Linked DNA regions of Homo sapiens: region 2 is linked to region 1. Evidence: read pairs that join two places in POLR2A ChIA-PET (ENCODE). Cell type or tissue: IMR-90. All regions are shown on one strand. Links, peaks and the distances in the headings refer to the core of each region. The heading gives the core; the rest is flanking DNA.

Region 1 (12,249 bases), core at 3,893-8,892:
TAAGCAAGTTTGAATCCTTTATTTGACTAAGTGGACCTGAGTGGAACCTGGATGGGATCTTTCACTATAAAAGAAAAATCTTTCCTTTGCTCTCTTACCAGGAGAAACTAGATGGTTAGGCAAGCAACCCATCTGCCCTGAATGAATTCAGAAAAAGCCAACATGGGAAACTGGGGGATCTCTCTAAGGTCCAAACTCTGGGATTCCTGGCAGTGAGAGACTTCGGGGTGACTCAGGGAGCCCAGCCATTGCAACCAAGCCCCTGGGAACTATGCCCAGAGTTGTCAATTCATTATACCCTGTGTTAGTTCCTACAGCTGCTGTAACAAAGTAGCATAAACGAGCATATAAACAACAGCAATTTATTGTCTCACCATTCTGGAGGCTAGAAGTTCAAGATCAAGGTGTCAGAAGAGCCATGCTCCCTCTGAAGGTGCTACAGAAGGATCTGTTGCAGGCACCTCTCCTAGCTTCTGGTAGTTCCTTGGCTTGTGGCAGCATAACTGCAATCTTCACGATTGCTCACTCTCTCTCTCTCTCTGTCTCTCTCTGTCTCTCTGTCTCTCTTTCTCTCTCTCTCCCTCTGTCTCTATCTCTCTTTCTTTCTCTATGTCTGTCTCTCTCTCTCTCCGTCTCTCTCTTTCTCTGTCTCTCTCCCTCTCTCTCTGTCTCTCTTTCTCCCTCTGTGTGTGTGTGTTTCTGTCTGTCTGTCTTCAAGTCCAAATTTCACTTTCTCATAAGAACACCTGTCATATTTGGATTAATGGCCCACCCTATTTCAGTATGACCTTATTTTAACTTTATTAATCACATTAATGAAGTAACCCTATATTTACAGTAACCCTATATTCAGACAAGGTCACATTCTGAGGTCATGGGTGTTAGGTCTTCAATATATAAATTTGGGGAGGTGGGACACAATGCAACCCATAATACAGTCCCAGAGTGATATAGGTATTAGAGTTTGGATTCAGCCTCAAACAGAAGGTGGGGCATACCAGTGGATCCAATTTCAAGGAGCTGAGGAAAACCACGGCAGAATAAAAGAGCAAAGCCATATACCACCCTTCGGTGCATATATGAGAATGAATGAATGTATATAGTATTACCCATTTGACTTCAGGTGTGACATGGAAGTATGGTACAGTAGGATGACACAAAGGAGTTGTCATTAGCATCACTGCTGAGATCATCATCAAAATCACAGCCAACAAGTCCTCAGCACCTACCTAAATGAACTATTTTACATGACTCGACACAGCTAATCCTCAACTTGGACCAGTGGGATGGGTATGACTTTTATCCTGTGAACAAAATTCTCTGAAAGAGAATTTAGAGGAAAGAGACTTTATTCCAGTAACAGTTGGCAAACCGAAGAGACACAGCCTTCAGTGTAAAATGAAGGTACGTTCCAGAGAGCAAAGGGAAGGTTTTTCTTTTATAGTGAAAGATCCCATCCAGGTTCCACTCAGGTCCACTTAGTCAAATAAAGGATTCAAACTTGCTTAGTTCTGACCGGTTGATGTTTGGTGAGTTCTGATTGGTCAACACTTGCTGAGTTCTGATTGGTTGACATAGGTCACAGTCTATTGGTTGGCTCAGGCAGCACAAACATGAACAGGCAGCTATGAAAGCCCCTAAGCAGACATGCAGGTTTTCCAGGAACTCCAAGTATGTGTGCGACCTCTAGTAAGCAAATGGCCACTTGGCTCTTTTGAAATTAGGCTATTAGCCACTCAGGATTCATCCGAGGGATTGGCTCTTTCAAGGTTCACATTCCCCCCACGCCCCCCGTTTATCAAAACCTGTCAGCAGACAGCACTGATGATTGATTAGGTTGGTTGCATCCCATCATCGTGCTAGAGTGGCTGGCAACCTGTTCCAGATTCTTCTAGTCCCGTGCAGAGATCCTTTGACAAGGCAGTGATCAACTGAGCAACTAGAGCCATTTACTTATGAGAGGCACTCAGGCACCTGTTAAATATGAATTAACATCTCTTGGCTTAAGCTGGCTTCCGTTTCCAGCTGGAATGAGTCTAAAGTCTCAAGGTCTTGGGTCAGCACGATCCTGGTGAGGGTCTCATGCAGATATCTGTTAAAGCAGGCTACAATGATTTTAAAGAGGAGCCAAATGCTTAGCCCAAGGAGATTCATTACAATTTGTAGGGCAGAACACAGAAGGAATCCTATACCAGAAGAAGCCGGCTGAAAATATCTGGAAATTGGAATTCTAATCCAGCAAGCCCAGCCAGGAGGCTTTCTGAAGGTGTCCTTTTCAGACAGCCAGCTGTAGGATTTGGCCAACTTTGGATCTCAGATGCTTCTAATTCAACCTGAATGGAAGTATTTACCCAGGTGCAGCAGGAAGTGTTAGTGACAGCATAAACACCACCACATGCAACGAGGAGACCGTCTAATGCAATGTGGTTGTGCAGGATCGCATGGGCAAGGGAATCTGGAAATCTCTGTTGTGCCCTGATGGTACAGGCAGTGGAGTGGGCAATTCTGCGAACCATGCAGGAAAGGTTTCTGATCCTATATTCATTCCAAGCAGGGTCTAGCCCAAACCAGGACCCCAGAATCCCTTCCCATTTAGATCCTTCACTAGAGTTAAGCCTACCAGGTAAATCACATCCTTAGGAGTATCCACAGCTATCATCTTTATAATCTGAGGGGCTATCACCAGCATAGTCATCAATTATTGGTAGAGCTCTTTTGGCCCTGGGATGTAGACTCTACATTCCCTGAGTTAGAGACTTAATAACAGTGACAGGAGCAATGGCTTGACCCAGAAAGCAAATGCCTGTGTTTTCTCAGGACCCGAGGCAGGGGTAGAAAAACTCTTTTTGGCTGACGTAGCTGCAGCCAAAAACACAGCCTGAAGGGGCACGTAATTATCCTGAGAGGTTATGAAAATTCAAGGAGCTGTTTACAGGCAAGAGAGGGTATGTGGTCAAACCAAGTACCTGTCTTAGGTAATGACAGAGTGGTGTGATCCAACCGGCAGATTTGGGGAGCCATAGAGGAGACTCTTAAGCTTTCTTTGGTATATTCTGCAGAGAGAAGTGTTACTAAGTGTTCTGTTTCTATGGGATTTGGCAAGACACAGAGGAGGGGGGTGGTGAGTATTCAGAAGAAGGGGAGGAAATGCAAGGTAGGGTAATAGGAAGGTATTTATGGGATATACCAGTGAGGAGAAAACAAGGATGAACCTCAGGAGCATGAATATGCACCCAATAGGCAACAGCAAGTGGATCAAACAGGAGTACCAAGCAACTGAGCACATTAGGGAAGCTGGTCACTGGGATGATTATAGGATTCCTGTTTCCTCCGATGACTTCGGCAGGGGGAAAGGTGACATATCCAACACTCAGTTAGGTTGCCTGCAGAGGCAAGGATTGGGATTGCTGTACCTAGGCATTATCTTCCCACGAGTAGGAGGAACTGAAAAGCAGAGTTGAGAAAGAAAGGACAAGGAAGAAGTACAGCATGGTGTAAAAAGAGGGGATTATAAAGAGTCCAGCAAGGCAGTGAGTCCCATGGCGTGTCTAAATAGTGGAATATATGGAACTACCCCAGAGTGGCATAAGACACCCAGGAGGCATAAGATTCTCAAAGCTATGATAATTAAAATAATTGCAAAGTAAACATAAGGACTAGGCATGTTAGCTCAAGATAAGAAAGAGGTTATACAGGCCTGCTCTGGTATCTTGGGAGAAAGCAGTCTACCCCAGATGTTGTCTTCTTCTTGTCCTGGTGGCTGTAGTTTGATTAACTTGAGCTTGATATCAGTGACCAGTTGGGCGGTTCACTTGGTAGAAGGATCAAGAGCCTTCTTTTTAAATGAGAAATATGGATCCATGACTCAATGCTCTGTAATTTAGCAGCACATGGGTTGGTTAAAAGTACCTGATAGGGTCCCCTTCCCATGAGGATGGAGGGAATTCTTAACTTGGTGTCTTTTCCATGAATTTCCTTGACAAAGCAGCAAATTTTTAGACTGTAACTGATTATAAATAGCTTTTTTAGAAGGATAAAAGTAAAACCATAATTGTCAGTGGATTACATAAGACTTAGAATGGCCATAGTTAAAGATGCAATTGAGAAAGAAATTTGATTAATTCTGTGACATACAAGTTAATAATAATCAAAATCATGACTGATGGTACATATCATAACAGATCAGAATCTTAGGAATCACATATAATTTTGGAACATATATGAATAATGCATTATACAAATATAACTTAAAAGAAATTAAACACTATTTCTTGTTTGATAATGCTTCCCACATGACTTGCCCAATAAGCCTAATCATTTAATATCTCTACAAGATGAAAAATACATTATTTGATGCTCTCCAGGGACCCTACTGGCAAATCCTAAAGTTAATTTTAGATCAAAAATACTTAATTTAGAATCTTGTTCCTGGGGAAAACCCACCAAATATGTAAAACGGTTCAAAATACTTGATCAAAACAGAATCACAGGTCACTACTAAATAGTAGTTATTCATTTAACCAGAGTGATAATAAAAAGACTTAAAAAGCAATAAAGAATGTTACATGGATATAAAAACTCTAACCTTTAAAAGCTCAGTTTTCTTTTTTTTTTTTTTTTTTTTTTTCCGAGACGGAGTTTCAGAGTTTCATTCTTGTAGCCCAGGCTGGAGTGCAACGGCATGATCTCGGCTCACTGCAACCTCCGCCTCCCAGGTTCAAGCTATTCTCCTGCTGAGCTCAGCCTCCCAAATAGCTGGAACTACAGGCACACGCCACCATGCCCAGCTAATTTTTGTATTTTCAGTAGAGATGGGGTTTTGCCGTATTGGCCAGGCTGGTCTTGAACTCCTGACCTCAGGTGATCCACCCACCTTGGCCTCCTAAAGTGCTGGGATTACAGGCGTGACCCACCATGCCTGGCCAGTTTTCCTTTTTTTTAGAGACAGGGTCTCGATCTGTCACCCAGGCTGGAGTACAGTGGTGTGTTCACTGCAGCCTCAAACTCCTAGGCTGAAGTGATCCTCCTGCCTCAGCCTCCCAAGTAGCTATTAGTTTTCCTAAGTAACCAAAAATTCAATAAAGATAACATGAAACATAAGAAATTATCTTAGTAAACACAGAGTCTTTGTTTTCTAGGTCAGTTACCTAAAAGTAAAGAAAAAACCTCCTGTAGGTTTTTTAGATAAACTGAAAGTTAACCTGGTACTTGAATTTAATCAGACACAGGAAGAGTGTGTCCAGGGTTATGAATGTACTCATATTATAGAGGGATGTAAACAAGAAAACTAGTACCTTGAGCAGGGAAACTCATGGCTTTTAGTGACAGCATGGGAAGTTTCCTGGTTACATGGAACAACTCAAACACATCAAGAAAACCCAACAATACAGAATCAAGTTACACTGAAGGTAACATTGTTTCTCTAGACCTTCAAGGTAAACGTTTCAGCATCAGGCCACAACAGCAGTTAGAACTGGAGAAAAAAGTTACAGTAGCTGAAGAAAAGGTTGAAGAAAAAAGATATTACCCGAGCCAAGCAAAAAGATAGACCTTTTCAAGGTTAGAAAGAAGAGCTGCATTTCTTTTTTTTTTTTTTTTTTTTTTGAGACGGAGTCTTGCTCTGTCGCCCAGGCTGGAGTGCAATGACGCGATCTCGCCTCACTGCAACCTCCACCTCTCAGGTTCAAGCGATTCTCCTTCCTCAGCCTGCTCAGTAGCTGGGATTACAGGCGCCCACCACCACACCCAGCTAATTTTTGTATTTTTAGTAGAGGCGGGGTTTCACTGTGTTGGCCAGGCTGGTCTCGAGCTCCTGACCTCAGGTGATTGGCCTGCCTCAGTCTCCCAAAGTGCTGGGATTACAGGGGTGAGCCACTGCATCCAGCCGAAGAGCTGCATTTCTAACCTGAAACTAGAGAAGTTAGATAGATCTCAGGAAGAAATGTGGCAGAAATAGAAACTGTTGTAGTTCAGAGGGTGGCTGTTAAAAAACAGATTTCAGAATTAAAAAATCAAAACCTCTTGCAATTTTTTTTTTTTTTGAGATGGGGTCTTGCTCTGTCGCCCACGCTGGAGTGCAGTGGCGTGATCTCGGCTCACTGCAACCTGCGCCTCCTGGGTTCAAGCAATTCTCCTGCCTCAGCCTCCTGGTAGCTGGGATTACAGGTGCACACCACCGTGCCCAGCTAATTTTTGTATTTTTGGTAGAGACAGGGTTTCACCACGTTGGTCAGGCTGGTCTAGAACTCCTGACCTCATGATCTGCCCTCCTCGGCCTCCCAAAGTGCTGGGATTACAGGCGTGAGCCACAGCTCCTGGCCTTAATGTATTCATTCTTAACAATTTGGAAAATTCCATGAGACGTTAGACAATTCTAGCCATCATCTCAAGTTAAATTTTCTATTAACCATTTCTACATTACTTGTCTGTTAGGCACATATCATGAAAGCAAGAATCTTAACATTAAATACATGCATATTTTGCTGATAACTCAGAAGATCTTGTTACTTTTATTAAACAAACAGTATTAAACTAGTGTTAGTTGCCAAAAGTTGACTAAAGTCACATGAACTTGAAAAGCATTTGGGCTTATTTACTTAATTTATGAATACTCACATTTATTTAAAAGTCAATGTGGGGCCAGGCCCGGTAGCTCAACAAAAACACACGAACGAACAAACGAAGTCAACTTGGTATTATGTAGACAACATACGAACAGACATGCATACACCTGTATACATAAAAATATATACAGACACAAATAAAGATTGTATGGCTTTAATTTTAAAATTTTAGCCATGTGTCAGGTATAACTTACTTGTTTAAATGGACGGTTGGATTCTAACTATGTCTCTGTAAATGGAACAGGTTAAAATTTATGTCTCACATGGCCAAAGCCCTTACTGAGTTTTAGAGAAAACAGGGTAGCAATTTACATGTCAAATAACTGAGAGAACCTAAGCTTTGTCAAGAAGGAGTTTGAGTGTGTTACAGGAGGATTACAATGGGTGCCAAGATAACCTAAAATTACAGGAATTTATCACAGGATTTTATGAGGAAAAATAAAGATGAGCCTAGACAAAGTTTAGAAATCTTTTCAAAATAATCAGCTGAAGGCCAAAAAAAAATCATATCCTGGAGACCAATTTAGTTATGTGATTTCTAACTTAGTCTCCATTTTCTAACTGTACTGCTGAGCTCAGGGCTGCCAACTCAAGCATTAGCCCCCCACTTCAAGAGAAGGAAATAGGGGCTTGATAGGCCTCTAAGGAGTTCCTTTCCAGGAGGTGCATTGTATGGGAACCGATGGAACACACGAAAAACAATGATTGTCAGTCAGGACCCCCCAGTTGGAGGGATAGAGATTTAGGAACCATCACAGGTTGGTCGGCTCCTGCAACCATCCAGATGAGTTCAGAACTCTGGCAGGGACACTCCAGAGTATCAGGGTTAAGGACAGTGGCTCAATGTCAACTAGAGCTCTATTCCCAGAATGTCCCTGGATCATCCCTTGTCCTGCTTGAGGGTAGAGGGCCAGGGACTTTATCAAGATTTAATTGCAGCCTTCATTTGTATTTGGGGCAATCCTTTTTAAAATGTCTGGAACATCTTCTGAAAACACACTTTTTTTTTTAAATTTTGGTTTTGAAGAATGGGCATGTTTGAGGTGTCCCTTGCTAATTGTTGTAACTGAAGGACCATTAACTTAGCAGCCTTCTCTTGACAGTCTAATGCTCAAGTAGCCCTAGATTCTTTATTCTTTTCTAAAGTTTTGGATAATGAATTGGCCAAAGAGGCTATTTCATAAGGTTACTTTACAGCCCAGTTAAGGTCAAGCTGTTTTACCAGGGTACTGAGAGCTTCAGAAAGACCAGCCCCAAAAAAAAAAAAAAAAAAAAAAAGGAATTAAATAAATGGAATGTTTCATCATTTAAATATTTGATCTCCAAATTTTGTTGGAAAGTCTGTTCAAATTTATCAAAATAATCAAGAATGGTCTCATCCTTTTTTTGTGTAAACGGTGTATGGCTTTTCAGTTTATCTGATGGGGAAAAAATAGGGGAATGGCTTTTAGTAATTTGGTATCCTGTTTCTGTGCCTTATCAAATCCTTGGGCACCGGTCTGCTTAAAGTCCTCAGAGTCTTTCCCATTCAGCAGCTAACAGCTGATCAAGATTGATAAGCCCTAATGATTAGGCTACAATGTTACTCAAATTCAAGGAAGTTAGTCTTCAAGGGACTAGGGAAATGTTTTACTAGGGCCAAAAGTTCTGACATGGACTAAGGAGCGTGGAATTTGCCAATTTCTACTCCCCATTATTTGGGCCTTAAAAGGGGCTGAGTCTGGAGGAAGTGGAAATGTCAGAAGAGAAAAAGAGGAATTCAGAAAGCGTGAAAGAGGAAGGAGGGAGTGAAAGGTAAAGTAGAGGCCTTGTAAAAGATGCAGCAGACAGGCAAGGTGACAGGAGAGGTGAGCTAGCAGAAGAAGGGTCTTAGGTTTTTCTGCAGCTTTAGTTTCAGTCTCCCAAGTGCTAATCTCTTTTTAATTCATTAAGATGTTTGCCTAATTTGGAATTGCTTTCTTTAAGGGAAGCATAGTAGCTCTTGATTTTATTCGAAACTCTAAAAGTACCAACTTGAAAAGGCTTTTCATTATCTCTGGGAAGTTCAGTGTTTTCTTTGTTCTAATTGTGAGCACAGATAGGCAAGTTTTAGAATTTCAAAAGAACCCCATCTTGGCCAACAAAGTTTTTAGATCATCCCAGGTAATTTTTGTCCAGAGACCTAGCCAATTACAACTCTCTGGAACATAATTTTTGCTCATAAAGCCAGTTGGAGTGCCAGAGGGCAGCTGATCATCAGGGAAACACAGAAATCACGGGTTACCCATTGCACTAAGCTGATGAAGGCATCCCTCTAGCGCACCTTAGAGTGTCCTCACAAAACCTGATGGAACAGCTGGGTCTGCAACCTTATGAAGAGGCCACCTCTGCAAACCAGATGGAGAGGCCCCCCTTCCTGGGGAGGTCTCTTTCAGGGTCCAGATGAAGAGGACTGGCTGAGGAGGTTAAATAAAGGCTCTGAGGCTTAGATCAAAAGCATGGGAGAAGTGCGCGGTGGTTCACACCTGTAATCCCAGCACTTTGGGAGGCCAAGGCAGGTGGATCACCTGAGGTCAGGAGTTTGAGACCAGCCTGACCAACATGGCAAAACCCCGTCTCTACTAAAAATACAAAAGTTAGCTGGGCATGGTGGCACACGCCTGTAATCCCAGCTACTTTGGAGGCTGAGGCACAAGAATCACTGGAACCTAGGAGGGAGAGGTTGCAGTGAGCCGAGATCATGCCACTGCACTCCAGCCTGGGCAACAAGAGTGAAACTCCATCTCAAAAAAAAAAAAAAAAAAAAGGCATGGGAGGTCTGAATTCAAGAGGGCTTACCTGAGGCTTCCTGGCATCTCTGAGAAGACAACTGAACTCAAAGGACCCTTGAAGATCCCAATGTGTTGGTTCAGGACAGCATCAGGAGAAGAATCAGTGTTGCTTGAATTCCACTTCTGATTCCAAAGAATGTGAACAAAACTTCTCTGAAAAGGAATGTAGAGGAAAGAGACTTTATTCCAGTAAATTTTTCATACCAAAGAGACACAGCTTTCATGTAAAGTGAAGGTGCAGTCCAGAGAACAATGGGAAATTTGACTTTTATAGAGGAAGTTCTAACCCAGGTTCTCACTAAAGTCCACATATACACATGAAACATTTAAATGTGCTTAGTTATGATTGTTTGACGTTTACTGAGCTCTGGTTGGTTAATGTAGGTCACAGCCTATTGGTTGGTTCAGGCAACAAAAATAGGAACAGGCAACTATGAAAGTCTCAAAGTTATGCAGACATGCAGGTTTTCATGGAACTCAGAACACGTATGTGACCTCTAGTCAGCAAATGGTCACTTGGCTCTTACTGAATTTAGGCCCAGTCACCCAGTCAGGATTCATCTTGAAGGATTGGCCTTTCAAGGTTTGCAATCCGCCTTTTCATAAATGAGGAAACTGAGACTCAGAAAGATTGAGTAGTTTTGTCAATCCACCAGTGATTAATGACATAATACAGGATTGCTGTCTGTCTGTCTGGCTCTAAAGCCTGTGCTCACCACAGCCACTCTGCTTGTGTGGATTCCCATTGAAGTAAATGGCTGCCTGGATCTCTGAAAGAAGAAGCGACATTGAATGGAGGCCGTGCTGGGATTGATTGTGGATGTCTGCCATGGACAGGAATGTGGGAAGTTGGGGTGTGTGTGCTGTGTCTATGCCATGCAGTGGAAAGAGCTCTCGACAAGGACTCCAGAGAGCTTGGCTCTTGACCTGACTTTCAGTTTATGGGCTACAGTTGCCACTCATCTGTGTATCAATGGCCTCACTCACTAAACAAAAAAAATAAGAAGATGATTTCAAATTTCCATTTTGCCCTAAAATTCTATGGCTTTTATATAGCTATTTTATTTATTTATTTATTTAATGAGACAATGTCTCACTGTTGCCCAGGCTGTAGCACAGTGGCACATTCTGGGCTCACTGCAACCTCTTCCCCTCAGGCTCAAGCAATCCTCCTGCCTCAGCCTCCTTATTTCTATGAGTATAGGCACACACCACCGACAAAGCTAATTATTTAAGGTTTTTGTAGAGACAAGGTCTCACTATATTGGCCAGGCTGGTCTTGAACACCTGGGCTCAAGCCATCCTCCTGCCTTGGCTTCCCAGAGCGTGGGGATTACAGGCATGAGACGCACGGCTGGGCCTGTGGCTTTTATAATGAAAATAATTGAATTACTCCTCCTTTCTACTGAGAAACAATGTATAAATGTATTAAATTTACATATAGGTGCATAGCTGTACATAAAAGAAAAAGAGATTTTTATAGAAAAAACAAATATTTCTATCTGAACAGGATTACCTAGAGAAGTTGCAGGATGTCTTTCTCAAAAAATGTTTAAGTTTGTAAGAAAATACCTGTCTGCCTGTTAACAAGAGCCTTCTGGATGACCAGGATTCAGAATCATGTGGATGACCCGTGTTCTTGGGTAAAAGCTCTGGAGCGCTCATCAATAGCCCACGAGCACTTACGAATGAACTCCACCATCATTCATTGTTCAGTTTGGGGATGAGTGAGCCTAGGTGGGAGGCCATTTGCATTCATCCAAACCAGACTGTATTCTTCATTTCACAGGGGTGCTGGAAGGATTAATAACTGTCTGGAAATGTAACATTTGTAAAGTATTTTGTAATCCTTGAAGAAAAGACACTGGATACATGTGAGATCATTGGCAGCCCTGAAATAACAGCATTGTTTTTCCCTCTCTCTTCCAGAAACCTGCCAATAAACTCTCTTTTTTATGTAAATGCTGTCATCCTGCTGTGAAGAAATTTCAAAGAAAAGCCATGGGAACTTCTCCCACCCTTTCCCCCTGTGATTCACCGTTGTTCTCAAAACAACTGTTTTTATGTCTGAAACGTTCAGAGCTTGAGAACTCGAGGCAGAATTTGACTGTATCTTTCCTTTTGGAAGTTGGCACACAGGCTACTCAGCAGGCACCTTCCAGTCCAAAACTCCCCATGAGAAAAGAGCAGGCTGTTTCTTTCCTTGCCCCTCCTACACACTCTGCTCTGCCTTAAGGGCTGCTTCTCCAGACCCCATCTGGGGACAGGCGAATCCAGGCAATGCATGAGTTGAGTGGGTAAGAGGCGGAAATGGGGTTGGGAGACAGCTCTGCCCACTCAGGATCAGCCCCTTATTCAGAGTGGTTAACAGCACATCCTGATGAGATTAGCCCTAATAAACATTAAAAAATACTGCAATCCCACAGTCATTAAAACAATGTGCTATTGGCATGGATCAAAGGATTATGATGTAGAACAGTCAAAACAATTTTATCAAGAAAGAACAAAGTTAGAGGACTCACTCTACTGAATTTAAAGCCTTATTATAAATATGCAATAATCAAGACATTGTAGTTTTTATAGAAAGACAGACAAACTCATGACTAGAACAGAGGATCTCAGAAATAGATTAAGACATATATGGTGAGTTGACTTTGACAATAGTATCAAGGAAATTCAATGGGGAAAGAATAGTCTTTTCAACAAATGGTGCTAGAACAATGAGATAGTCATATGCAAAAGAATCAACCTTTACCTGATACCGTATGCAAAAATTAACTGGAAATGGAGCATGGACCCATTTGTACACCTAAATG
Region 2 (12,249 bases), core at 7,021-12,020, 110 kb after region 1:
TATTCACAGCTACAGTTAGCCGTTTTAGGTGTCATAATCTAGTCACCTGTGCTTGCACAAAGGGATGCCCAGTTAATATTTTAATCTATATTTTTAAAATTTATGTAGTTGTATATTAGAGCATTTTTGGAAACTAACATATTTCTGTTGCAGGTAGCTAGATACACATATGCCATTGGGAACTAAACATTAACCAATCTTTGATAAAGGGTACTTAACTGTATCATTTTAATAGCATTTTAATTCTAGTCAATAAACCATTCATTAATTAAATTATTTTTTAAAGGGAATTCAAAAAATCTTCAGTGGAAACTGGCTTTAATGTAATCAATCATCCTATAAGGGTCTTCACTCTGAACCACCCATTAACAATTGCTTCAGTTGATAAGCAAGTTGGTCCTTACCCTGGACTGCCAATGCCATTAGGTCTCTGCTGGCCCTATGCTGATGGAGACTTTTTTAAGAACAGAAATGAGATTCATGTTAGTTCATGTTCAACTATAGAAAACAATGATGGTGAAACATTACCTGCTCCAAATTGGAATTTGAAACATGGAAACAGCAGTGTGGAAGAAAATTTCACAGATGAAAGTGATTTATCAGAAAATGAGAAGACAAATGATACTTTACTCAGCTATTTTAAAAAGGTGGACCTGAACTTGAAGCCAGAAACAATAAAAAATGTTGAGGAACCTTTCACCGAGGAGCCAAATGAAGTATTTCCATATCCTGATTTTCTCCCTCCTCCTTTCAGTGCTCTAGACTTGCACAATTTAGCCCTCTCCAAATCTGACAATTGGAAAGTGACAGTGGACCCTGCAGAAACCTCTGTTGAACACTTGATAACTCGTTTACTGGAACTAGAACGATTACAACATATGACTATTCAAAAAGAGAGGCCAAGACTACAAACGACTTTCTGTACTCCAGCAGTTACTGAACGACCCTCTTCCTCCAAAGCTACACCAAAAGTGAGACAGCCAAAACTTTGCGACTCTTTGAGTCTTCAGATACCTTGTGTAGATAAAAGTCAAGAAAAAAGTAAAAACAACTCTGGTTCTTGTAAGCTTGAACAAAATGCTTTAAAACGGAATTGGAGCAATGCTGGCAAATATAGATGGAATTCTAGACCACTGTCTCTAAAAAGTTCTTCCACCCCAAAACAATTGATTGAAACTTATGATAAGAATCCCAAAAGTTCTATTTTAAGTCCATGCCAAGAACTCTCATTCAAACCTACTATTGGCCATACAAATCAATCAATGGTTAAAATGGTCTCCACAAGATGTCTGCCATGGAGGTCTCCAATGCCAGTTTCACCTATACCTCTGACTTTTCCCGAAAATCAGAAGGAAGAAATTAAGGCACCGAAGAGAAACTTTGGGACCAAAAAGAAACTTTACCGACAAAATATAGTGTTGAATAGACCATTCTCTATTCAGAAGCTAAACTGTTTGTCGCCTTCCCTTATTGCTAAGGATAAGTGCTGCTCACCCATTGAACAAAAATAACTCTTTTCTTTCATACATCTCAATGTGAACACATCTACTCTAAGAAGCCCAACTAAGATATGGTTAATTATTCCAAGACACAGGTACTATTAACAGTCCCCCAAAATCACCAAACAGTTGCTTGATGTGATATGGAGTAGAACTTGTGAAAAGCACTGCTGAGATGTCTATATATAAACCCACAGGCTTCTATACTGACATATTTCACAATCTTTTGCATGTTGTGTTTCAAGTAAATGGTTCACTTGGTAGACTATTCTATTCAAAAGGCTACTCTTTTTTCAGTGATTGTTTTCCAGTATAATTCCATCAATAAATGGTATAATTGACTTATTGCAGCTGTAGTTCTTGTCATATAGTCATAAGAGTTGATTTTTTAAAAAGTCTTTCTCACTCTGGTATCATTTTTTTTTTCCTGTGCCCTCATCTCCACAGATCTATCATTTTGACCTATCCTTTGGGCATTTACTTGGCCCTTAAAAGCTAAAGAAGTTGTTGTTCTGTTAATGTACAAGATCCTCTAGATCCTCCTAGCTCCTCCCAAATCCTTAGAAATTTTCTGTCCCTGGCCTTTCTTTGTCATTTACATGAAAGATAGTTCTCTTTGGGGCCCAACTACAGGTTTAGGCTTGAAATAACCCTCTTCCACTCAGATCCAGTATTTTCTAAATGTTGAAGGAAAAATTGAGTAAGATCATTGTCCACAGAGCAGCCAAAATGTCATGTTACTAGAGTTTTTTCCAAGGCTCTGCACTGCTGGAAGTCTTAAGGCTGGTTAGTTGAAATTCATTCAGCCAACACATAACTCATTAACTAGCGAAAAAGGAAAACTATGTGACTGACAAACTTTACTGCCCCTAAGAATCAAGGAAACAAATAGAGTCCTAGCTTCTATTGCAGGCCCTCTGAAACACAATCTTTGGAATTGGGACCCATGGACACACATTATAAACAAATATTCCAGGTGATTTTAATGCAGGTGGTTCTTGGATCACACTTTGAAAGATGTAAAGGAAAGGATTGATGTAACATACATAAATTAGAGGTTCAGATATTTTGGAATATACTGTGTTTGGGTTTTAAGTGGATGGTTGGTGAATTCAAATTAATTTTTCTAAAAATTAAAAAAATACACAATTAAAACTTCAACCATTATCCAAAGGTACCAAATGAAAAGTAAGGTGGCTGTGCGTGGTGGCTCACACCTGTAATCCCAGCACTTTGGGAAGCTGAGGTGGGTGGATCACGAGGTCAGGAGTTCAAGACCAGCCTGACCAAGATAGTGAAACCCTGTCTCTACTAAAAATACAAAAATTAGCTGGGCGTGGTGGTGGGTGCCTGTAATCCCAGCTACTCTGGAGGCTGAGACAGAGAACTGCTTGAACCCGGGAGGTGGAGGTTGCAGTGAGCCGACATTGCCCATAGCCTGGGCAACAGAGCAAAACTCCATCTCAAAAAAAAAAAAAAAAAAAAAGCCGTTCCCCCCGTAACCCCACACACAAAGACAGCCACTAAATGTTTGGGTGTCATCCCTGCAAATGAGATGGAATATTGGAATATTTGAGTTAGGGATGAGTGAATTAATGAATAATTCAAATAAATGCAGAAGAGAACAACTGTAGCTTTTCCAGCTTTAGTAGCTTAAGGTTCAAAGTTTTCTTAGAGGCAGGGGTCAGAGAGCATGCTTAGTTTTTAATTTCAAAGAATTTTCTAGAATCATATAGCACAGCAATAGAAAACAAACGTAATTGGTTAGTCTTAGCATAATGAAATTTTACCTGTATCCCATACAATCAGTCCCGTTAATCCAAAGTGGTATAATATCCCTCTCATAAAAGTATATGCCAAAGTGGACTTACATTTTCACTAAATTCCAACTTGCAGTGACCTGTTTCCCACAAACCATCTTTAATTCTTACAATTCCTTCTAACTTGTGTACTGAACCTTTTTGACAAGCCCTCTGTGTCCATTCTCGTTTCTACTTTCCTTAGCTACCTGGATTCTTTCCCTCACCCCCAGGGTTATGATGTAATTTTTATTTGTAAAACCTTCAGAAAGGACATGCCTGTTTGCTCACCACTGTATCCTGGCAGGTAGTACTTGACTACCAACTGTCATGCATGACATAGTGGTTACAAGCACTAGCTCTGTCGCTAGGCTGTCTAAATTCGAACCCAGACTCCTGCCACTGAACACCTAACACCTTTAGCAGTTTCCTTAACCTCTCTTGCTTCACTTTTCTGATGGGTAAAGTGGGTAGACTGTCTTTATCTCATATAATCATGTGCGGGTTAAATGACCAGCAGCAAAAGTGCCTGGCATATACAAGTATTCACAAAATACATTAGGGAAGTAAGAATGACACAGGAGGGCAAACCATCTCGAGAATGGACCTCCTTAGCACTAGTTAGGTGCAGAACAATAATTCCTAACAATGTCCTGTTTCTTGCAGGGCATGTGCCAAGGCACAGGGAAATGGTACGGTGCAACAGACACAAACCCTTTCAGTAAGACTAGGCGTGGGAATGGGCATGGGAGATGGGACTGAGACCAGAAGTGGCAAGTTTTGTAGGGATTAGAGATGTATCATCTCAAATTTATCCTGTAGACTGACAGGGGAAAAAGACCTGGTTCAAACAGGTGAAGTGGGACCCACTTGTCTACATATGTAGTGGACAAAACTGGAGACATGAATACAAAATATTTGGCTATTTTTCATACTTGGTGGAAGTCAACGCCCACCATTATCTTTAAATAAGAAAACATTTGGCAGTTTATAACACACATATAAATTCTGTTCGGGAAAACCTAGTTTGCTGATAAATACCCATGTTTAGCTCTCCAGTCATTGATGGTCCTCAGCTCACTGGATCTTCATGAGGTTGAATCTTTCTAATTAGAGAAAGTATGTGTGGCCGGGTGTGGTGGCTCATGCCTGTAATCCCAGCACTTTGGGAGGCTCAGGCGTGTGGATCACCTGAGGTCAGGAGGCGGAGGCGAGCTGTGATCGTGCCACTGCACTCCAGCCTGGCGATAGACGGCGAGTCCGTCTCAAAAAAAAGAAAAAAAGAAAGAAAAAAAGTATGTGTGAAAGGTCCTTAACCAATACATCCTGCATACTATTTTCCCTAAAATGTACCAGATACAATAACCTCATAGCCACTTTAGATAGTTATGCAGTCTAACAAAATTATAACTGGGGCCTTTACATGAAGACTATCCAGAGCCAGTGCCATTTGACCATTTCTCAGCCCAGAATCAAGCATACTAGCTTCTACCTGCCACTCTGCGGTGGTTAGCTCCAATGGGGTGGGTGGGTGCATTCTACAAGGCCATTCTGCCTGCCTTATCTGCTTTGCATGCACTAAGATTCACAAACTACACTGTGAATCTATTTTACTCACTGTTTTGAAAAGCCAAAAACAGTTCCTTAAAAGAAGAAAATAAAGAGTGGGTATACTGAGGATAAGAGCCCAAGATTTGTCAAGCTATCATGTGAGCAATGAACCAATTTATTTTTATCATTATAAAAACAGGAGTTGGCTCATTACTTATCTGTTTCCTTTACTAGGAAAACCAAAGCAGAAATGTATGTAACAGGAACACGAATATAATACACTCTTTGGTGTTGTGCACCTAATGCTTTGAAAATGTTTTGATGTTTGTGAGGAAAATCTGAACTCAACCAAAGAAAAAAACCAGGAGACAATATGATAATAAGAGGCATATTTTATTCAGTTTCCCAGTAAGTCAATTAGAAACATGCACTGCTAAAATGCAAGTTACAATTCAAATGGTACCATAAATAATTAGAGTACACACTGAGCATTTTCAGAAATCAGCTTCCATATCTTGATCACTAAATGGAAAGGTTCTTCAGAACAGTCCCTTACCCTATATACAGAAGGAGAAGAAAAATTAAGGATGCCATAATGACATCTATCAGAATAACTGGAAAACATTTTAATTTAGCATACATTATTGACATGTAAAAAACACAAATGAATTTGTCGTGAACATTTCTATAAGGAAGACATTCCATTAGGAGGAGAATGATAAAATTCATGTTGAATATATGCTGGAACTAGGATACTATTAAGAAAGAAACACATTTATGAAGCCCAATTGGTAAAGATGTCATTATAACTAAATGAGGAAAATTACATATTTGAATATATGGCTTTCTTTCCTATCTTCAACATTCAAAAGGGCCATTTCTTAACTACTTCGCCTAAATTTTATCATGTTGATTCCTTTGTTTCATCTCAGAGATTTTATTTCTACCCCATATAGCTAGAGTTCTGCTTACAAATGATAAAATACAGGTAAAGCATAAGAGGAATGCAAATATGGAACAAAACTGAGAACATTACATTTTACTTACTCTACCACATACCATAAAACAGTACATAAATATTTCATTTTGAAAAAAAAGTCCTGAGTACTTATTTTTGTTAGGAATAAAGTGGTACTTAATAATGGCAAAACATTTCTATTATTTTAAAACAAAATTTTGAGACAGTAGAGTGAAATGAGATAGCTATCAGGGAATGAAGAAAACAGGATGTATTAATAACGATTTAAGGGTGAATATAAGATGCTCCCCCTGCTCAAAACCTCGAAATTCCAACCTCATTTCTGATGATCTTCAAGAATAAAGTCTATCCAGAGTGTAAAAAATGTCTATGCTTTCCAGATCTCAACTATTCTCCCAACCCTAGAAAAAACTGTAACATCTTTGAGAGCCGTACCTAACACTTCTATGAGCCCTCAAGTCTGACAATCACTTGATATCACTTTTGCCATAAAGTATAATAAAAGCAAAAAATTCACGGCAGATAGCATTTGAAAAGCATACAGCTACTCTAAAAGAGGAATGCACATTTATTCAGGAGCATTCACTAAATAAATTCAATCTAGTAGGTCTTGCAGAGTTCCAAATTGCACCTCAGCAAAATTACAGAGTGTAGGAAAATCATGTAACGTACATAAGACAGTTGATAGGGTTCCTTTCAAATAGGTAGTCTAGATATGCTAAATTGGGGAGTATAAAAAACCCAGAGTATCTTTTTCATTTCCCTTAAAAAAAATGGCTCTGAATATTTTGTCTACTTTAAGACTGGAACACTGGTTAATAACGAGGTTTCTACAGGGTAAGTTGGGGAACAGATACTAAAGGAGTTGAACAGTATTCTTAATATTCCAGTTTGTATTCTTTTGCATCTGCCTAAAGCTGAAGACTACTTTCAGATATATGCTATTCTGGTGGTTGCTGTTTTTCTAAGAATCCTTAACATCCAATTTTGACAACCATGTGTTATGTGGAATCTCAGCATCCAGCAGCCTTTTATATTACTAAAGTTGACCACTATTTTTATTTTAGGGGAGGAGAAACTGGGGGAGGGGAGAGGCAGGAAGTATGATAAAACAAGCACTTTACAGACGCACTCCACAACAGCACTAATTCTAAATACCAAACACCAATAAAACCCAAATCATAATGCTGAAAACTAAAAAATTAGACAAAAAATAAATGAAGGATTGTTTTTTAATAAATCTTTTATAGGACAGAAACCTTAGCTCATGTCTTCTGGTTGTCATCATCTTCCACTGAGCTGCACCTAAAACACAAAGAACAAGTAACAAGCAACTTTGTTTTTTAAAGAACAGGTAACAGTTTTGAAGGTATAAGATGAACTGTTTCTAGTGGAACTTACTTAAAAAATTACATAAAATGAAGCCATAAACATCACCAGAAGCATCAAATTGTCAACTACTTTGGGTGAAAATAACTACAAGAGACTTGAATATGCAGCATATTATCACCGAAATAAATAATGGTGGGAAAATCACTACCCATTTCATTAAGGTAGAATAGCTGCACCTGTGACGCCTTAATTAAAAGGCTTCACTCTACCTGAAGATGAAAATCACCTTGTATTTATTTTAGTAAGTCTAAACCGTGAAGAGACGGGGTGTAGGTTCAGAGGTGGCTTATTATATCATCTATCACCTTCCTGGCTGTAGTTCATTTCATGTCTTTAAATGGAGCAAAACCCACCAGAAGAATCAATGCTGCTATTCTGATTTTCCATTCTTGAATGCACCAAAATGTGCATGCTTGTTGTAATTAGGTGCCTGGGTGAATAAAAAAATCCCATTTACAATTTAAAAATATTATTTAAACCCCTAAAATCTGATTATTTTCCATATTCCTCAGGGAGACAAGCATTAATTTTACCCCCCAAACAGCAAAGATTACATATATTTCTGAAAAATTCTCTTCTACCATGTTAATAATACAAATTCCTTTGTGTTGCAAAACCAAGCTGATTTAAACGATTTTGTCTTAAATTGTTGCTAAATGTTTATCTACACATGCTGTCAGAAATAACCTTGTTAAGAAGGTGAAGCTGGTGTCTCAGCAAATCAGACCCCTTGGAGAAGGCGTCGAATGGCCTGTGCCCCGTTTTCCTTTTTCTCTTTCCGCACCATCAAAAGGAAAAGTGAGAAAATAGCAGAAACATTAGTTAAATCCTGAATTATACCCCATAACCTACAGGAATAATCTCACTACACTGAAAGCTGACAATATTTGTAGGATTTTTTGAAATAATTAGGATCCTAATTATTAATAAACTGGTAATTTTGGCTAGGTTTACATCTTTAACTAATAATACTTTCAATTAAAAACTTTCAGGAAAAAAACAAAAGGTTGCTTTTAACTATTTATGGTTTACCTGACTTACCAGCACTGAAGACAAAAACTTTTAAAAATGGCTACAAATGCCTTGTTCACAAAAGACTTTATTATCTAGTGATGCATACTGAGAACATACAGAAATCTGCATGGTCCACTTCACATGCAGTAGAACAATCTTCACTTTACAATAAGTGAGTGTCAACTGTTTTATGCAATAGACAACACTTTAAAGTCACATTCTTAAAGAAAAGCTTCATTTACAAAAGAAATAAAAGGTAAAGAAGCAATTACCGCTTTTAAAAAGCAGCTGCTTTGTTCAAGAGTGGAAGGTTTATGCCTGTATTGAAAGACAACATGATCACAAATAATGAAAACAATGAACAAATGAAAAACACTTTTACCATAAAGCAGTACACTTTCAAAATGACATACAAATAGTTAAAAATTTCATTACGTTGTCTAGCCTTTAAATATGAGGACTTTCAGAATTAGGCCTCAACATTTGTAATTAGTAAATGAAAACTACGCATCGTTTCTATGTCACTAGGAACTATATTTAACAAAATGTATATAAAGTCTATAGCAAGTTGATTTAAAAAAAGTAAAGTTAATAAGAAACAGTACACTGAAGGCGCTCTATCCATCAAGCGCGTTCTCTTCCAATTTTAAATGTGATGAACAAACAGAAATTGTAACTATGCCACAGTTGCAATGCCAAAAAATAAAACAAGATCAGTTATCACACATGCAGGGAATTCTGCCACAAAGCTAACATCCCTCATTTGTCAGTTGTTCCAATAAAATAACATCTTAAAACACCAGAGATGTTGATGGTTTAGCTTACCTTCAGTGTACTGAATGCTGCACACAACCTGCTTTAAAAGGAGACCATCCCTGCAGGCAGGCTCAAGAAGGAACAGACCCCTTTCGGCACTGACTACACCAAGGGCATGCTGCTGTGGCCTGCACACACACACCTAGGAAAACGTGAATATAAACAGCATTTATGCTGGCCATTTTATCTCAAGACCAAAATGAAGCCAAGTCTGCTAAGAACAAATCAACCACCCAATATTACTACTCATTTCATAACAGATGCTTTTGTCTTTATGTGAACTGCAACCATATACATTAGCACTGTAATTTTGTGCAGTCTTGGCAATTTAAAACAGTCTACAGTGAAATTTCACGTAAGACACAAAACAGATTAACTAACATCTCTAAAAGAAATATCACCCTTGGTGTTAATTCAAATATATCATGCTTCCTCAAATTTGCTGGAGAAATATTTATAAGTTTATATACATTAATAAACTGCTGTGAAATTTCTTCAGTCTTTGTATTTACTCAAACCCTTGGAGTTTCTTCATCTTGTTTAAATTTTTTCCTGGATGAAGGCGTGCTGTAGGGCCTGGTTGATGCTAATTCGTTTAGCTGGGTCCAACATCAGAATCTGGTCCAACAAGTCCTTTAGCTGGTGTACTTTCTTACGTTGGTCTTCAGGAAGTCTCTGGCACCCAATCAAGTCAGCCAACAGGTCCTTAGTTGGATTAATGGTGCTCATAACAGTAACTTTCTCCTAAAAATAATTTTTAAAATGCGTATCTCTAAATAAGTTACTAAGCATATACAACTTAAATCAGATTGTTTTGGGGTCTATCAAAAATATTAAAAACATGCATATACATACAAAATATATACACACAGTGCACATTTTGGGCAATGACAGACTGCATATATGACAGTGGTCCCTTAAGATTGGAATACCGTATTTTTGCTCTCCCTTTTCTATGTTTAGATACATACATACACTTACCACTTGCAAAAGTGCCTACAGTATTCAGTCCACCAACTTACAGTTCAGGCCTAGAAGCAAAAGGCCATACTACTTACCCTAGATGTGTGTGAGTGTATGCTGTGGTTATGTGACGCATGACTGTATCATCATCATCTATTCATTTAAAACTTTGCTGTGGTTTCCTCTATGCTGTACATCTTTTTAAAAGGTAACCAAAAAACTTAAATGAAAAAGTTGATGCCAACTCTGGGCTGGGCGCGGTGGCTCACACCTGTAATCCCAGCACTTTGGAAGCCCAAGGTAGGTGGATCACTTGAGCTCAGGAATTCGAGACCAGCCTGGGCAACACTGCAAAACCCATCTCTACTAAAAATACAAAAATTATCCAGGCGTGGTGGCACACAATTGTAATCCCAGCTACTCGGGAGGCTGAGGCATGAGAATTGCTTGAACCTGGGAGGCAGAGGTTGCTGTGAGCCAAGATCGTGCCATTGCACTTCACCCTGGGTGACAGGTGACAGAGCGAGACTCAGTCTCAAAAAAGAAAAAAAAAGTCAACTCCAAGTTAGCAATGAAAATTTACAATAAGATAAGCATGAGCTGTTTGCACTGTACTTTCCCTACCTTGAAGTGGTAAGTGACAGACATGTGAATAAGTTAATACCCTGAAGTATTATTAAGTGCTCTGACAAAGACAGGGACATATGCTATAATAATGGGACAAAAATAAGGAAATCATTACTTCAATCTGGGAGTTTTCAAAAGGCTCATACAGAATGTGTATTTCAGCTGAGGCTTGAAGATGATACATTTTTTAGGGGGTTGGGGGTGAGGCAGCACAGGAAATGACTAAGCTCAGGGAGGTCTGTTAGCAAAGGCACAAAGGTCTGAACCAGCACGCCTTCTGGCCAAATGTGGAAAGGTGGGGGTTCTGAATGTACTGAAGAGAGGTCTGAAAACTGAAGAAAGCAGTTGGATTTGTCATTCTGAGGAACTTAAATATTATTTCATAGGTAACAGGGAGCCAACAAAGGTTTTTAAGCAGGGATAGGAACATGACCAGATATGTTTTCAGAAACATCACTCTAGCAGCAATAAGAAAGCTGGATGGGAAGCCAGACCAAGAAAGTAATCCAAAGAAGATGTGACGAGGGCCTAAATATGACCTATAATAAAAATAAATTAATTATGCTAGAAAAACATTTTAAAATCCCTCCATCTTTTCCATGGTCTGATGTGTTTTATTTAGGAATTGGTCGACAGCAAAAAGGAAATACTTACTTTTGGGTTTTTGTTTTTTTTTTAATTCACCAGCTCGTATGATTTAGTACTCAGTTAACAATAAAATAACTATTGCATGCTGCATTTAAAACACTTACCCTCTCTGTTACTTTATCAACTTCTATGTACATGAAGTTGAGATTTTGATCAAAATGCTGATCTTTGAACACACCTTTTCGAATCATCTACAAAACAAAACAAAAACTTGGGTTTTGAACTATTATGAAACAGGCCTACTAACAATTTAATTAATATACAATAAGTCAAATAAGTATGTTATTTAGTCTCTGTAGGTTTGTTTGATCTCAGATTCCCTTGATCCCAGGAATTCATTAACATCTTTGCAAAAGCAAATACCAATGCTGTACCTAAAACTACTTAATAACATGAAATTATATTTGTCCAGGCAGTGACTTAAAACAATTATAACATCAAATTGTCCTTTCACTATTTAAAATTGGAGAGTCAACAAAGACTTTAAATTATTTCTTCCTAAAAATATCACAAAACTCAGGTTTTTTCTCCTTGGCAGTTAGGGAACCTAATGCCACTTTACTAATTATGTTCCAACAGCCCTGATACAGGTCAGACTTCATTAAAACTAATACCAACATAGCTCATTTTTATGTAACTTATTCTAAAAAAAGTCCAACCTAATAGAATTTGGACAATATGTACAAATCAGCCTGGTCAACATAGTGAAACTCCATCTCTACAAAAAAATTATTAAATAAATTAACTGGTTGTGGTGGCACATGCCTGTAGTCCCAGCTACATTGGAGACTGAGGCAGGAGAACTGCTTGAGCCCAGGGGTTCGGTTCAAGGCTGCAGTGAGCTATAACTGTACTCCAGTCTGGGACACAGAGCAAGATCCAGTCTCAAAACAACAACAACAACAAAACACAACTGAAAACCATACAGTTTTCTGACCTTTACGAAAAATGTGTAAATCTT

The links. Peaks named below come from ENCODE experiments on the same cell type or tissue, not always from the same donor. Only the 100,000 strongest peaks of a DNase experiment are listed, where the experiment ranks them.
Region 2: POLR2A ChIA-PET joins it to region 1 with 6 read pairs; 2 of 35 experiments call an interaction of 5 or more read pairs at or near these places.

Annotation. Positions count from the first base shown.
Region 1 is chr6:4,168,492-4,180,740 of GRCh38, reverse strand. It overlaps LOC124901246 (a long non-coding RNA gene), which reads right to left. Exons shown (of 5, transcript XR_007059416.1): 3 at 9,441-9,586; 4 at 6,616-6,730; 5 at 1,332-3,873. Among named protein-coding and RNA genes, the nearest start is that of ECI2-DT, 39 kb to the right of the region's middle. RefSeq lists a cis regulatory region at 3,453-3,932 and enhancers at 10,944-11,549, 11,550-12,156. In IMR-90, for the core only: no CTCF peak of the experiment used is centred there; a DNase peak (open chromatin) is centred at 6,480; H3K27ac peaks cover 302 bases.
Region 2 is chr6:4,057,958-4,070,206 of GRCh38, reverse strand. It overlaps PRP4K (pre-mRNA processing factor kinase PRP4K), which reads right to left. Exons shown (of 15, transcript NM_003913.5): 14 at 11,393-11,479; 15 at 5,224-9,794. The coding sequence ends at 9,591. It overlaps FAM217A (family with sequence similarity 217 member A), which reads left to right. Exons shown (of 7, transcript NM_173563.3): 7 at 287-1,840. The coding sequence ends at 1,511. Among named protein-coding and RNA genes, the nearest start is that of FAM217A, 15 kb to the left of the region's middle. RefSeq lists an enhancer at 10,718-11,012. In IMR-90, for the core only: a CTCF peak has its summit at 10,934; DNase peaks (open chromatin) are centred at 10,126 and 10,876; H3K27ac peaks cover 607 bases.